Linked DNA regions of Homo sapiens: all the other regions are linked to region 2. A link is a contact called in ENCODE Hi-C or POLR2A ChIA-PET data. All regions are on one chromosome and are shown on one strand. The core of a region is the stretch at or near the end of the contact, and the rest is flanking DNA. Distances in the headings are between cores, read along the strand shown.

Evidence for each region. Hi-C counts contacts between places; a loop is a spot of excess contacts on that map. ChIA-PET counts read pairs that join two places held with the same protein, here RNA polymerase II (POLR2A). Pooled maps may share reads with other maps.
Region 1: a loop to region 2 is called in a pooled map, with 9 times the contacts of the local background. The contact joins the promoter of ALKBH8 here to the promoter of DCUN1D5 in region 2. A Hi-C loop is called at or near these places in 7 of 50 pooled maps.
Region 3: a loop to region 2 is called in a pooled map, with 6 times the contacts of the local background. The contact joins the promoter of CUL5 here to the promoter of DCUN1D5 in region 2. A Hi-C loop is called at or near these places in 2 of 168 maps with a recorded cell type or tissue (CD8-positive, alpha-beta T cell and naive thymus-derived CD4-positive, alpha-beta T cell) and 8 of 50 pooled maps. POLR2A ChIA-PET finds 5 or more read pairs at or near these places in 1 of 52 experiments (activated CD4-positive, alpha-beta T cell).

What each region holds. Positions count from the first base shown.
Region 1 is chr11:107,562,242-107,567,021 of GRCh38, reverse strand. It overlaps ALKBH8 (alkB homolog 8, tRNA methyltransferase), which reads left to right and starts at 1,287. Exons shown (of 12, transcript NM_138775.3): 1 at 1,287-1,421. RefSeq lists enhancers at 995-1,054, 901-1,417, 1,125-1,614, 1,418-1,936.
Region 2 is chr11:103,090,482-103,094,786 of GRCh38, reverse strand. It overlaps DCUN1D5 (defective in cullin neddylation 1 domain containing 5), which reads left to right and starts at 2,627. Exons shown (of 8, transcript NM_032299.4): 1 at 2,627-3,000. The coding sequence starts at 2,915. RefSeq lists enhancers at 2,173-2,222, 2,293-2,342, 2,272-2,889, 2,890-3,507 and a silencer at 3,033-3,327.
Region 3 is chr11:108,007,211-108,011,512 of GRCh38, reverse strand. It overlaps CUL5 (cullin 5), which reads right to left and starts at 2,615. Exons shown (of 19, transcript NM_003478.6): 1 at 2,141-2,615. The coding sequence starts at 2,164. RefSeq lists enhancers at 2,101-2,290, 2,391-2,490.

The DNA.
Region 1 (4,780 bases), core at 38-2,537, 4.5 Mb before region 2:
ATCAACAACATGGGAAGGTGATTCCTCTTCCCCTACACCTTTCCCTCCCTGCACTCACATAGCTCATAAACCAATGCAGGTAGAAGGATTATGGTACATTTATATAACAAATAACAGAGCAGGAACAACTGCTAATCATCACCCTCTCCTTTGTCTTTTACTTATGATCTGTTACCAGCTCTTTTTTCTTTCCCTCTGCCACTACTGGGCTTGTTAATATTTCGTTACTTTTCACTTCATCAGTCATCTTCTAGTCTCTCCTCCCACTTGCCACAAGAAGCTCTGGTCATATCATTTCATTTCTCTAACCTTCCTCCCTGCAACTCCCACTCTGCAGGCCTACAGAATTCTGTCTTGCTTCCTTCACCATTCTTCCACACATCTTTCTATTACTCTGTGGTACTCACCATTCCCCTGGCACATTCATGCATATTCACTTCCTTCCCTCCCGCCCATGCAATGCCATCTTTCAGACCCCAGGATCCTCTCCCATATCTCTGTGAACCCTGAATATCTGAGACAGGTCTCAGACAATTTAGGAAATTTATTTTGCCAAAGTTAAGGACGCCCGCCCGTGACACAGCCTCAGGAGGTCCTGATGATATGTGTCCAGGGTGGTCGGGGCACAGCTTGGTTTTATACATTTTAGGGAGACATGAGGCATCAATCAATATATGTAAGATGAACATTGGTTCCGTCCAGAAAGGAGGGACAAATTGAAGCAGAGGCGGGCCAACTCAAAGTGAGGAGGGGGCTTCCAGGTCGCACGTATTACAGCTGAGAGACAAATGGTTGCATTCTTTTGAGTTTCTGATGAGCCTTTCCAAAGGAGGCAATCAGATATGCATTTATCTCAGTGAGCAGAGGGATGACTCAGAGGGATGACTTTGAATAGAATGGGAGGCAGGTTTGCCCAAGCAGTTCCTAGCTTGACTTTTCCCTTTAGCTTAGTGATTTTGTGGCACCAAGATTTATTTTCCTTTCTCACCTCTAATAAGATTCAGGAGGAAATATGCACGAAGAATAGAAGGTGCCAGGGGACATTGCTGAAAGACCAAAGGGCCCAAACCTGTTTGACCTTGTCCATTTGGAGAGCAACAGATAAAAATATAGCTGCACTACCAATTATTACTACTCCCCCCAAAAAGACAACTGAATTTTCAGTGTAACAGACAGCACTTTACAAAGACACTTGGTCGAAAAAGGGTCACTCCCGGGCTCTGGGAGGCGAAGAGGACTGTGGGAGCGCTGTTCGTTGTCCCGCGGGCTCATGGGAAATGTAGTGCAGTTTTCTCCAACATGGCCGCGCCCAGGGGAGATGGCGTGCAAGTATCCGCTGCGGTGTTCTGGTGCTAGAGTGGAGAGGCTGGCAAAGAAGAAGGCACACGCATGGTGAGAATCCGGCCTGAGCCGAAGCGGAGGTGTGTGGCACTTCTTACTGGCGGGCATACGGGCAGCAAATCACCGCTTCCTCTTTTCAGCCTCTTCCGGTCTTCTCTATCCGCCTTGCCAGCTAGGGCTGAGAACCTAGGGAAAGGGGATGGATCCCAGAGGCGCCCTTGGTGCAGTGTGGGCAGTAGGGTGTCTGCGTTGGGTGGTTCTCTCAGTGTTTAGGGTGCATGTGTTTGTGTTTGGTTCGGGCGCTCACGTGGTGCCTGTGTCAATCTTCTGTTTTCTTTGGGGTTGGAGAGGACGGTTGCAACATGGGGCGTGTTAGTGTGGCGCTTCTGGGGCTTTTCTGACCGGTGACAATCGGTCTGATTGCATCGATGCAAAGGCAGTGCTGATGATCTGATCCCTTGCGCAGCTGAGTCTTCCTGTGCTCTTATTTGAGCAATCCCTGCGACTCCTGGACCTCTGGTAGCGTCAGCCTGTTATTTTGATAGATTTCATTGAATATTTATTGTCAGTTGTATGTCAGGCACCAAGTCTGTGCCCTTAAATAGATGACAGTTTTCTGGCCGAAGCCCAACACAAACAGGCAATTATAATACCATGTGAGAACTCTAGAGATAGAGGTCCATGCTAGGTGTTAATGAAAACGTTGAAGAAGGCCACCAAACTCAGAATTCTGGAGGAGGGGAGGTTTAGGAGGTAAGACAGCAAAGTCGATTTAGGTTTATTCGACAAATGGTTATTGAGTGGCTGCTAGGTGCTAAATCCTGTTTAAGTGCTGGGTGCTACAGGGTGAACAATAGAGACAAAATCTCTACTTCATGGAGTGAGTGTTCTTTATTCAGTTATGGGGAAAGACAGAATAAACAAATTAATGAGAGTGTAAGAAAATATGTAGTAAGTGTTATTCAAAGAGTTAAAACGGGGTGCCGTGACAAGTGATGGGGTGAATTTTTTTCTAAAAATTTTAAATCTTTATTTTCTTTTTAAATAGATGATGCAGTTTAAATAGCTACTAACTTCAAAAGTCATGAAAGAAGAAAGCTCCCTTTCATTCCTTTACTCATCGATCCATTTTCCTTCCCTGGAGGCAACCCATATCACCAATTTCTTGTGTGTCCTAAAGATTTATATGTAAACTCTGTATACCAGTGCCGTACGTTAAAATTGGGCCTCGTTTGATAGGAAGTTAGATTCTTTCTAATCTTTGCTATTAATTATTAGGTTGTGCAAAAGTAATCATGGTTTTTGCATTTTTTTAAACATATAAGTATAGGAACATTTGTCTATACTGCTTGTTTCATAATAGGCTCTCTATTATTCAAGGAGGGCATGATGTACATACTACTATTACCACGTAGGGCAATATCTAGTAGGATATATTGGCTTTAAACTCACTAACAAGCAAGTAGCAGAGCATGCATAATCTCCAAACTTTCATTATCCCACAGAGAGTACGCTTAGGCTGGAGCTGGCTGAACCGGACTCAGCATGGCTAGTATCATAGTTAATAGTGACTTCACTCCAGTAATGTCACAGGGAGCATCCAAGTATCTGTGCATTAGTGGAAACTCTGGCCAGGGAAGTGGCTTTGTCAGAAGGGGGCACCTCCAGACCTCAGCAGCTGGTATCAGCCTATCCTTGTTGAGATGACTCAGATATGTTGGGCCAGCACATTGCCTAGCCACTGGAATGGTGGAAAACTGAGCCTCAAAGGCCATTTAGTGTCTTTCTTCACGTGCAATAATATTGCATGACTGAGGGAGAGAAAAAGGAAAGGGATGACAAAAATGTGGTTATGAGGCTCCACCTGCTGGTGCTGGACTCTTAGTGGCAGACATTTTAAAAAGATATATTTAGCATCGTTTCTTTCTCATTCCTTCTTTGCAGTGTTTGCTCATGTGAAATATTAAAAATTCTGTAGTGCAGTCATCCCTTGTTCTCCATGACATACTGCAAAGTTGCTGTTCCACAGATGAAGATCTTGAAATGGAATGGCTCTAAAATAGCTCCTTTGAAGGGCCTCAGATATTCTTTGTTTTGTTAAGCCATTTTGATCTGCTGCTTCTGAAAATCAACAGTAATAAATAAATAATAATAAATAAATTTAATTCTAAGAAAGCTATGGGATAGGCACTATTATTTTTATCCCTATTCCTAGATAAAGAAACTGGAACACAGAGCTATATAACCAACTCATCTAGGATTATACAGCTAATAATCAGTGGTTGAGCTGAGATTTGAACCTGGAACATGGACTCCTAAACACTGTATTATATTACCTCATAGCACTGAATGAGGCTCTGTGGTAACTAAGAAAAGTGTGATTTAATCCCGCCTTCAGAAAGCTCACAGTTCAGTGGAAGGGGACAGATACTAAAACAAATAATTATAATTAATGCAATGTTAGACATGTCCATTCACTTATCCCCTTCCTGTCTTAATGACGACTGACTCCTAAACCTTTTTAACCTCAGTTCCTTTCCTAGGAGCCACTTTATTTTGTCACTTGCCAGCCAGACATTGCAACTCTGTATCTCACAATACCTTAAACATTATTCTATCCTAAATATGACTCATTACCTCCTATACTGAGCAGCTCTTCCTGAACCTCCTCCTGACTTTCCAGTTTTGAAGTGGTAGCACTCATCTCTTAGTCACTCAGCCTCTAACTGGTTAACAAGTAATCTTTGATTCCTGTCTCCCTCATATCTGGGTAGTCATCGAGGCCTCTTGATTCCGCCTGAACTTTTCACTCACCCTTCCTCTTTCTCCTCTCCCCCTATTTCGCTTCTTTCTGTTGCCCCCAGCCTAGATCAGGCCAGCATTTCTAATTAACAAGCTGGATTATTATTATTATTTTTTTTACCTCTCATCTCTCTGCTATGCTGCCAGCCAGCCTGCCTGCCTCACTGGCCTTACATCCTAGTATGTACCCCCTGTGCTAGGAAGCTGGACTGCTGGCATTTTAAGAGACTTGGCATTTGTCTTCTATACTAAAGATTAGTAATTAGAATTTTGACTGTTTATGATTTCATGTGAAATAAGATAAATAAGATTTTATTTAACCCCCAAATTTGTATATTTGGTTGACTTTGAAGACTTTAAAGTCCGCAGAGAGTGGGACCGGTCTAAAAAAATTATGCCTGTGTCTTGGTGTCTTGGCCAAACATGTCCATTTTGGTTTTAGCTTCTGCTCTTTACTGCCTCACTGAATACTTTCCTTTTTATTTGATTCTATAGTGTTCTTATCCTTCAGTACATGGCACAAATCTCCTGTTTTGAGGCCTTCCCAACTTTTCCAGTTTACATACTTTTTTTTTTTTTTTGAGATGGAATTTCACTCTGTTGCCAGGCTGGAGTGTAGTAGCATGATCTTGGCTCA
Region 2 (4,305 bases), core at 1,378-3,877:
CACATCTAGGCTATACGGTACAGCCTATAGATCCTAGGCTACAAACCTGTACAGCATGGTACTGTACTGAATACTGTAGGCAATTTTAACACAATTGTATTTGTGTATCTCAACATACCTCAACATAGAAAAGGCACAGTAAAAATACAGTATTATAATCTTAAGGGACTATCATCGCATATGCACATCTTGACCAAAATGTCATTACGTGGTGCATGACTGTATTTCTCCCTCCAGACTGGCAGCTCCATGATTGCAGGAGTCATGTCTGCCTTTTATATTCTTAAGCCCAGTAAAGCTCCTGGTTGAAGTGATGATTAAATATTTTTTGAATAGATAGACTAAATGAATACCACACATAGATCCAGCCTTTTGTCTTTTTCTCAGAGTATTCTATGGGTGTGAGTAAGCTCCTATCCAGTTACTGCATTCAGCTCAATGTCCAGGATTTCCAGGTATAGTGGGGTCTTCCTTAGTTCGAAAGTGATTCCTTATGGTCCAATGGCCTATGAACTAAGAAGCAATAATCTACTTCCCACTCTCGCCCAATAAATAATGGTGAAGAAGGGACACAATTATCACAATAAAAAAATTCCTATTTAAAAAAGAACAGAAGATGAGATGTGCAGTGGTCTTTGGTCTATAGCAATGCTGGTAGCCTGCAAGACAGGCATTATGAAATTCCCTACTCTTTGATCAGGCCCTGATTCTACTCTGTGGAAGGACACCCCTTTAACATCATCCTCTGAGATCTTTCTTTCTATCCTTTAGGTTTTATTCCATTTCTTTGGTCCTCCTTGGGAAAAGGGGCTGTTTAGCTTTTGCAGCTCACCAGTTGAAGAAATAAGTTTGGCTATCTCTAATAGTTTTGTCATTATCATTTATTTTGTGTTTTGTTTTGCACATTTTATATAAATTTTATTTAGGAAGAATATGCATAAAAATATCAATTTTTAAGTGTACAATTCAATGAATTTTGACAAGTATATATACTATTACTTCAATCAAGACATAGAATATGTTCATTACCCAAAAAGTTCCCTTGTGTTTCTTTGCAGTCAGTCTTCCCCGGCTTACTCCATCCCTGTCCCCAAGTGTCACTGATATGCCATTGCTATAAGTAAGTTTTACATGTTCTAGAATTTCATCAAATATCCAGCCAGCATTAACATCTCCAATTGCCACAGAGATGTTATCATATTGTTTAAACTGTTTGTGTGAGTCAAATTCAAATAAGAACTGCATACTGAAAATGATTGACATATCCTTTAAGTCTTTTAATTTCCTTCTCTCTCCTCTCGTCCTAATAATTTGTTGCAGAATTTGGGTCATTGTCCTGTAGACTTTTCTGACGTCTAGATATTGCTGATTGCATTGGGTATTTAACATGTTCCTCTGTCCTGTACTTTTTGTAGATGGTAGTTCTATTTAGAGACTTTATCTGATTCTGTTTTGATTTTGGCCTCAGGCATTTTTAAATGGGTTGAAGGATCATATACTTTGACATTCTTTTGGTTTTAAGTAACAGAGAATTGAACTAAATATGCAAAATAGTGAAATTTGTTGCTTCACATAAGTGAAAATTCCAGGGCATATCATGGATTTTGGGCTCATATCATATAATCACATCCTGGTTTTTCTATTTTTCTGCTTGATACTAGTCTCTTCTGAGTTTTGGCTTCATTCTCCATACCTTCTCTGGTTCAAATCCATAGGAAATAAAATTGCTTTCTGGTGGTTCAATTTTGTGTCATTGGCACTCATTGGCCTGGCCTGAGTATGTGTCCATCCTGAACCAATTAATAACACTAAGGAAATATGATATTCGGATTGACCAGATTAGGGTGCCATTGTGAGGGTAGTTTCACAGGAACCACTTCAACTATTACTCAAAGACTTTTAGTCTTCTCCCATCACAGTTGGTTTGCAGAGATTATTTTACCAACAGAATTACTAACGACTTTCTACTATGTCTTTACATACAATAACCATTATTTAAAAACAGTATTTCCACCTAAGTGGAGATGAATAGATTACAGTGTGTTTTGGGTCTAGGGGGAGGTTCCTTAGAACTGTCCCCCAAATTTCTCTCTACTGAGTCGCAGTCACCTACTGTCTCTTATCGGAGAGGTGAGCTCTGTGGAAATAATGGCAGAGCTAAGTTTCAATACAGGACAAAGTGATATGCAAAGGTAGGGAGAAGGGGGAGTGGGTGGCTGATCACAGGCCCATAAAAAAAACACGCAAGACACAGGGTGACAATGCATTTACGGGGTGGGAACACTTCAGGTGAGGTTATCGTGTGGAAGAGCTCAGAAGTGGAACTTGGTCTACTTTACCAGGTTGTTTTTAACGTCAACTGCAAAGTATTAGTAGTTTCACTTTTTGGCGGTGACTGCCAGCATCAGAGCGCGGTAGAAGCTTCATGAGAAAGGTCAGGATACCCTGGACAGGATACAAGAATTCCGCGGACTGCCGCAGTCGACGGGTCAGACAGCTTCGCTCTGCCTGGCCTACCTACGAGTGGCAGAGGCTAACCGGAACCACGCCCCTTCCCGGGACCGGCTCCGCGATTGCGTCACTTCCGGGCCTCAGCGATTCGCCTCCGGGTTAGGCTGAGCCTCTTGCTTGCTGTGACTGGTGGAGCTGCCGCGCTGTCCGCGTTATCTCCTCCCGGTGAGAACGAACCGCAGTGTCCACCGGCGAGGAGCCAGCCCTGTCCCGGTCAGAGAAAGACGACGAGGATACCTGGGAGCGGGCGGCGGCCGGGCTGGGCCGCGCCGGTGCGGGCTGGCGACTCTGCTCCTCCGCTTGCTGCTGTCTCTGGGAACTGGGTGCCAGCGCTGAGGGGCTTCCAGCGGACAGGGACCCCCTTCCCCGGCTCCCCTGCCCACCCTGCCGGGGAGGGCGGAAGATGCCGGTGAAGAAGAAGAGAAAATCCCCTGGGGTGGCAGCAGCAGTAGCGGAAGACGGAGGCCTCAAAAAGTGTAAAATCTCCAGGTACCATCTCCCCCCACCCTTCAAGCTTCCCTCCTCCCTCCTTTGCTGGACAACTGGAGGAAAAGGAGTCGGGCCCGGCCTGCCGGGCTGGGGCTGGAGACAGGTGAGGCCCCTTTGATCGAGCTAGGCTGTAGGTGCCGAACACCGCGAGTCTCCGCGCCCGACCCGACCTCGTGTTCGAGTGTGTGCACGCTGGCGTTTATGGAGAGACTAGAAGAGCCGCCCACGTTAAGAGTCTACGTGCCCTGCAGGGTGGGGAACAGATGCATATGTAAATTGCGCTTCCCCCCACCCCCACCCCCACCCCACAACCGACCCTCGATCCCCTACTCCCGTATCGCTCCTCTGCCTTTTTCTAGACTTAGAAGTGAGTACATATCCGCAGAAGGGTCACTTCTAGAATTTCTTTGTAGAGTGTGAAGAAAGCAGAACATAAGGAATCTTGACAACTGTCTTGGGAATGGTAGAAAGGAAAACTTGTATGCTATAATTGGCCTCCATATTTAGTATTTGGAGTGGCCTAACCCGGAAGGTCCCAGCAGGAGGCCTTTTAAATTGCAGGAGCCCCATTTTCTGGAAGTATAGTGCCTCACCTATGCCAAGTCCCTGTGTGCAGAGTTGGAAAGGCCCTGCATGCTTTTTGTCTTCTAGCATTCAGGACGCTGTTAGCTCTCAGCATAAATTAAATAATTTGTGAGCTCTTGTACTCTGTCCTACTGGTAAGAAAGAAGACAAGGCAGAACTATATAGTAGTAGCTCTTTGATCCCCTTGTAGCATATCATGGAGGCATCACAGCAAAATTTATGCTACAAAAAAACTGCAATTTTGGTTTGAGAAATGGTTTTTTTGTTTTTTTGTTTTGTTTTGTTTTTCTGAGACGGAGTCTTCCACTGTTGTCCAGGCTGGAGTGCAGTGGCGCGATCTCCGCTTACTGCAACCTCCGCCTCCCGGGTTCAAGCGATTCTCCTGCCTCAGCCTCCTGAGTAGCTGGGATTATAGGCGCCCGCCACCACGCCCTGCTAATTTTTTGTATTTTTAGTAGAGACGGGGTTTCACTATGTTGACTAGGCTGGTCTTGAACTCCTGACCTCGCGATCCGCCCGCCTCGGCCTCCCAAAGTGCTGGGATTACAGGAGTGAGCCACCTCGCCCGACTGAGAAATGCTTTTTTAAAAAATAACCATATTAGCTGCCTTTTCATCAATGGTTGGCACTTGATATGACAACTTCAGATGCTACTATTGAAAGGAGACTGTAGCCAGGATTATAAGAAGGAAATAATGATAGAGCTCTCCTTAAAGAGAG
Region 3 (4,302 bases), core at 1,366-3,865, 4.9 Mb before region 2:
TCACCTTCCCTTTATTTGTAAATGTTCAAGTTAAAACACTTTTTAAATTCTTGTGAGCTTTTAAACCTAAACCCTAAGTACCCCGTTTTCTGTATATTCAGGCAGTTTTCCCATTCACAGGTCTGTGCTGTGGATGTAGATTCAGAATTTCCACAAGTACTTAACTAATATGAACCAAAGTAGCTTCCACAGGTAAGTACTTAACTAATATGAACCAAAATAGCTTCCACAGGTAAGTACTTAACTAATATAGACCAAAGTAGCTTCTCCTCCAAACAATCCTTTGTGAGGTTTTGTAAGTAGAACAGTGACTTACTCTTTTCTGAGAGTTATTTTTCGGGAGAAAAAGACCTTGCTTTATATCCAGGTAATCAACAAGTCAAAATTTTCCAGAATCACGGACAAAATTACTTCTTAAACACGTTTCAATTAATAGCATACTGTTTATGTAAACACACAGATGCATTAATAGGAGTCTTCAGAAATAAAACAAATTTTCTTTCCTTTTCTTTTTTCATTTAGAGTCTCACAGAGCAGTGGCGTGATCATAGTTAACTATAACCTCTAACTCAGAATTATCAATAGCACCTATATTGTAGGAACACTGTGAAGATTAAATTAATGTATCTAAAACAATCCTCCCACCTTGGCCTCTCAAAGAGCTGAGATTACAGGAGTGAGCCACTGTGCCCAGCCCACAAATTTTCTTTCTGAAGTAAAGCATGAGAAATTTGCTATACCATTATAAAAGAGAAAAGCAGAGTGGGATGGGTTACTCAATTCCCCGAATTAGTTTTCTTAAAGAAAGAGGGGGAGTAGTTATAGTAATTTATTGTATTATACTAATTAAGTGCCAGGCACTGTTTTAAGCATTATAGATATATTAACTAATTTAATCTTCACAATGTTCCTATGATACAGGCGCTACTGATAATGCTGTCCTACTCATAAGGAAACTTGCCCAAAGTCATACAGCTTTTAAGTGGTGGCTATTCAGGGAGTCTAATTCTAGGGCCCCTCTCCCTTTTAAAAGGTGATATACAGTACTGCCTCTTAGTAAAATTTGTTCTTCATTTTATGAGACAGTCCCATCTATTAGACAATCAAATATCAGTGGTCTAAAGAAGACATGATGGTTAGGTTCCTGTATATTTTCTATTATTTTCTAGTATTCATCCACATTGCCTGAAGGCATGAGAGGCCTCAGGAAGAAGTGGTTCATCCTTTGTATTAGGCTGGTGCAAAAGTGACTGCGGTTTTTGCCATTAATATTATGTTCCCTGAGCTATTCACTACCCCCATTTCTGTCCGTACTTTTAAGGCAAATGATTAACTACTACAGACACATACACAGAACAGACTAGTTCTAAGTCTTCCTCATTCTTCTCCAAACTTTTTAACTGGTGGAGAATCTGCCCCTGTGGGCCTAGATCTCCCTTGCTATATAAAACTAACTTTAAATACTGTCTTTGACAAGGTAACTTTCCTGCGCCCTAAAACGATGGTATCGCTTCATCAGTTGTCATCTGGTTGTGTCCTGTAACTGGGTGGGGGTTAGAAAGCAGTTTCCTAAGGAAAAAGATGAACTCAAGAATGGGAGAATTAGGAGGGAAGGTGTAACACGCAGAAAAGGGAGGAAGGGGGGTGGAGTGGGAGGCACTGCTGGTCTGACTCGGAATTTCGTGCAGACAGAACGAGAACAGAAATGGAAGAAGTGGGGGGTCGAGTCACTGAAACCTGTTAGGCAGCATTTTCTTGGTTTTTCCTTTGATGCGTCTTAGACATTGCTTTACAAGAAACTGAGACCTAACAGTACTAACGGCCCAGCTGGTCAGGACACCGCACGACCATTCATCTCCCGCTCCCGGCCAGAGCTGGTCCCTTGAAAGCATCGCTCCTCGCCAGCGCTCAGCCAGGCTTTTCTCCCAGCGGCCAGTCGGCGGGAGCGACCACCAGAGCCTGTCGACCCCAAGGCCACAGACCCGCGTTCCGGTACTCGCCGGCTGCCACCGCGGCTTCCCTGCCAGTGGACAACCCCTGAACACTCCCACACTTCGCAGCTGAACCTGAGCCGTGCCTTTCCCAAAGAGCCGAACCCGGCGGCCACACAGTAAAACCCAAGCTGGAGTGAGGGTCTTACCTTTAACAGATTAGACGTCGCCATGTTCTTTAACTTGGACTCTCGCGAGACGACGCGAGAATTCGTGGCGCTCCCGGCCAGGCCTTGACCGGAGGCCGGAGCTCCCACCAGGGCCCAGGGCCCGTCGGCCCGCACCAGGGTGTGGTGGGCGCTGGAGCAGCGCGCCGACAGCGCTGACCTCGTCCCAAGCACCAGGAGCTTCCTCACTCTTCTCCCCTACATGGTCACCGGAGCTTCCCCACGCGAAAGACCTCATGCACGCGCTCAGGAAGACCGGAACGGCGAATGCTGAGAAGGTAACGGGAGCCGACCTGACTTGGAAGAGGAAGCATCGACTCCACGAGCCTCCCCGACTCCTTCGGATTAGCCTTTGTGGTTGCACCCGCCGCGGCCACCTGCAACGAATTTAGCTCGGCTTAGGCCCCGCAGCTCAGGTTCCGCGGCCACGTCACGTGACGCGAGGGCGGGGACGCGCTCGGGAGCGAGCGTGGGAGCCTGGAAGCCTCGGTGGGTCCCGAGGCTGCAGCGAGGCCGGGACCGTGCCCTCTGCTGGCGGGACCTGGCGTTTTCCGGCACCCCGCCCCAAATCCCGGACTCGGTGTTAAGGGAGGTGCATTGTCCTGAAATGCTTACAACAGCTGTCTTCAATAACTCGTGCATAGAATGCGCCCAGTAAATATGTGTTGACTGCACAAGCGTGATGACTCTTAATATTTCTATTCAGGAATGCTTGGCACTTAGATAAAATATTGTTCAGTGCTTTGGGAGGCCGAAGGGGGAGGATCACTTGAGGCCAGTTCAACACCCTCGTCATTACAAAAAAGTTTGAAAAAAAAAAAAAAAGATTGTTTAGAGAATGAATATTAATCTTCGATTTTCTGAAGGCACATTATCCTAGAAGATCCTAAACCATAAGCCTCCGGGTTTTACCCCTTCAGACCACACACCACTGGCCAATGAGATAATATAATTTACATGTGGAACCTGCAGGATACCTGGTATTGTATTTTGCAGGTTTACAAACAGCCTTCATACGGCCATAATGCGTAGAAATAAGTAAGAGCTCTGGACTAAGAGAAGAGGGATGGGCCTACTTAAAGAATCCAATCAAGTAGTTAATACTTGTTTGAGCACTTGTATATACTAGGCACAGGAAATACAGGATTAAATAAAAGAGAAGACCCCTGCTCGTTTGGAGTTTATGGCCTAATAAGGTAGCCAAATGTTAAGGATGGCTACACAAGTCAAATATTACTTAGTGGGAGTTGTGATAAATATTGCAAAGAGGCCGGGCGCAGTGGCTCACGCCTATAATCCCTATAGGGCCCCGTGGCTCACGCCTATAATCGGCACTTTGGGAGGCCGAGACACCTGCGGTCAGGAGTCCGCGACCAGCCTGGCCAACATGGTGAACCCCTGTCTCTACTAAAAATACACAAATTAGCCGGGCATGGTGGCGGGCACCTGTAATCCCAGCTACTCGGGAGGCTGAAGCAGGAGAATCGCTTGAACCCTGAAGGTGGAGATTGCAGTGAGCCGAGATCGCGCTATTGCACTCCAGCCTGGACGACAGAGCGAGACTCTTGTCTCAAAAAAAAAACAAAAAAAACAAAAAAAAACTACAAACAAAAAAATACAGTGTGCACTTGAGAGCGTAGGAAGGGAAAGGAAACTAGTATCCTAATCTCCATCTACCCAAGCCACCCTTTGCTTATGCTTAACTGAACCTTAAGACAACTTTTGAGAGCTTGATTTCAGCGTCCTACTGTCAACCGAAGCATTCCAATTTTCCTAACTCACTTGTTCTGGAAACACCACTGCTACAACTCTGACTTCAATAAGTTCTCCATTCCATTGACCCCACCTGTTATCTGCCATCTCCTGTTTTCACTCTTTCTCATCCAATTTAGAATCGGCCCACTGTTATAAAAATGTTTAAATATTTAAAATGCTTAAATATTTATTTCTTAAAAATAGCGCAGGCACATAATACAAAATTCAGAAGGTGCTAAAAATAATACAATCAAAAGTAGTCTTCCTTCGACTTTCTGGGGTGATGTAATGTTCTATATTGTGGTAGGGACTTCAGTTATTCAGGTGTATGCACTTGTCAAAACTCAGCCAGTATACCCTTAAGATTTATGCATTTCAGCCAAGCACAG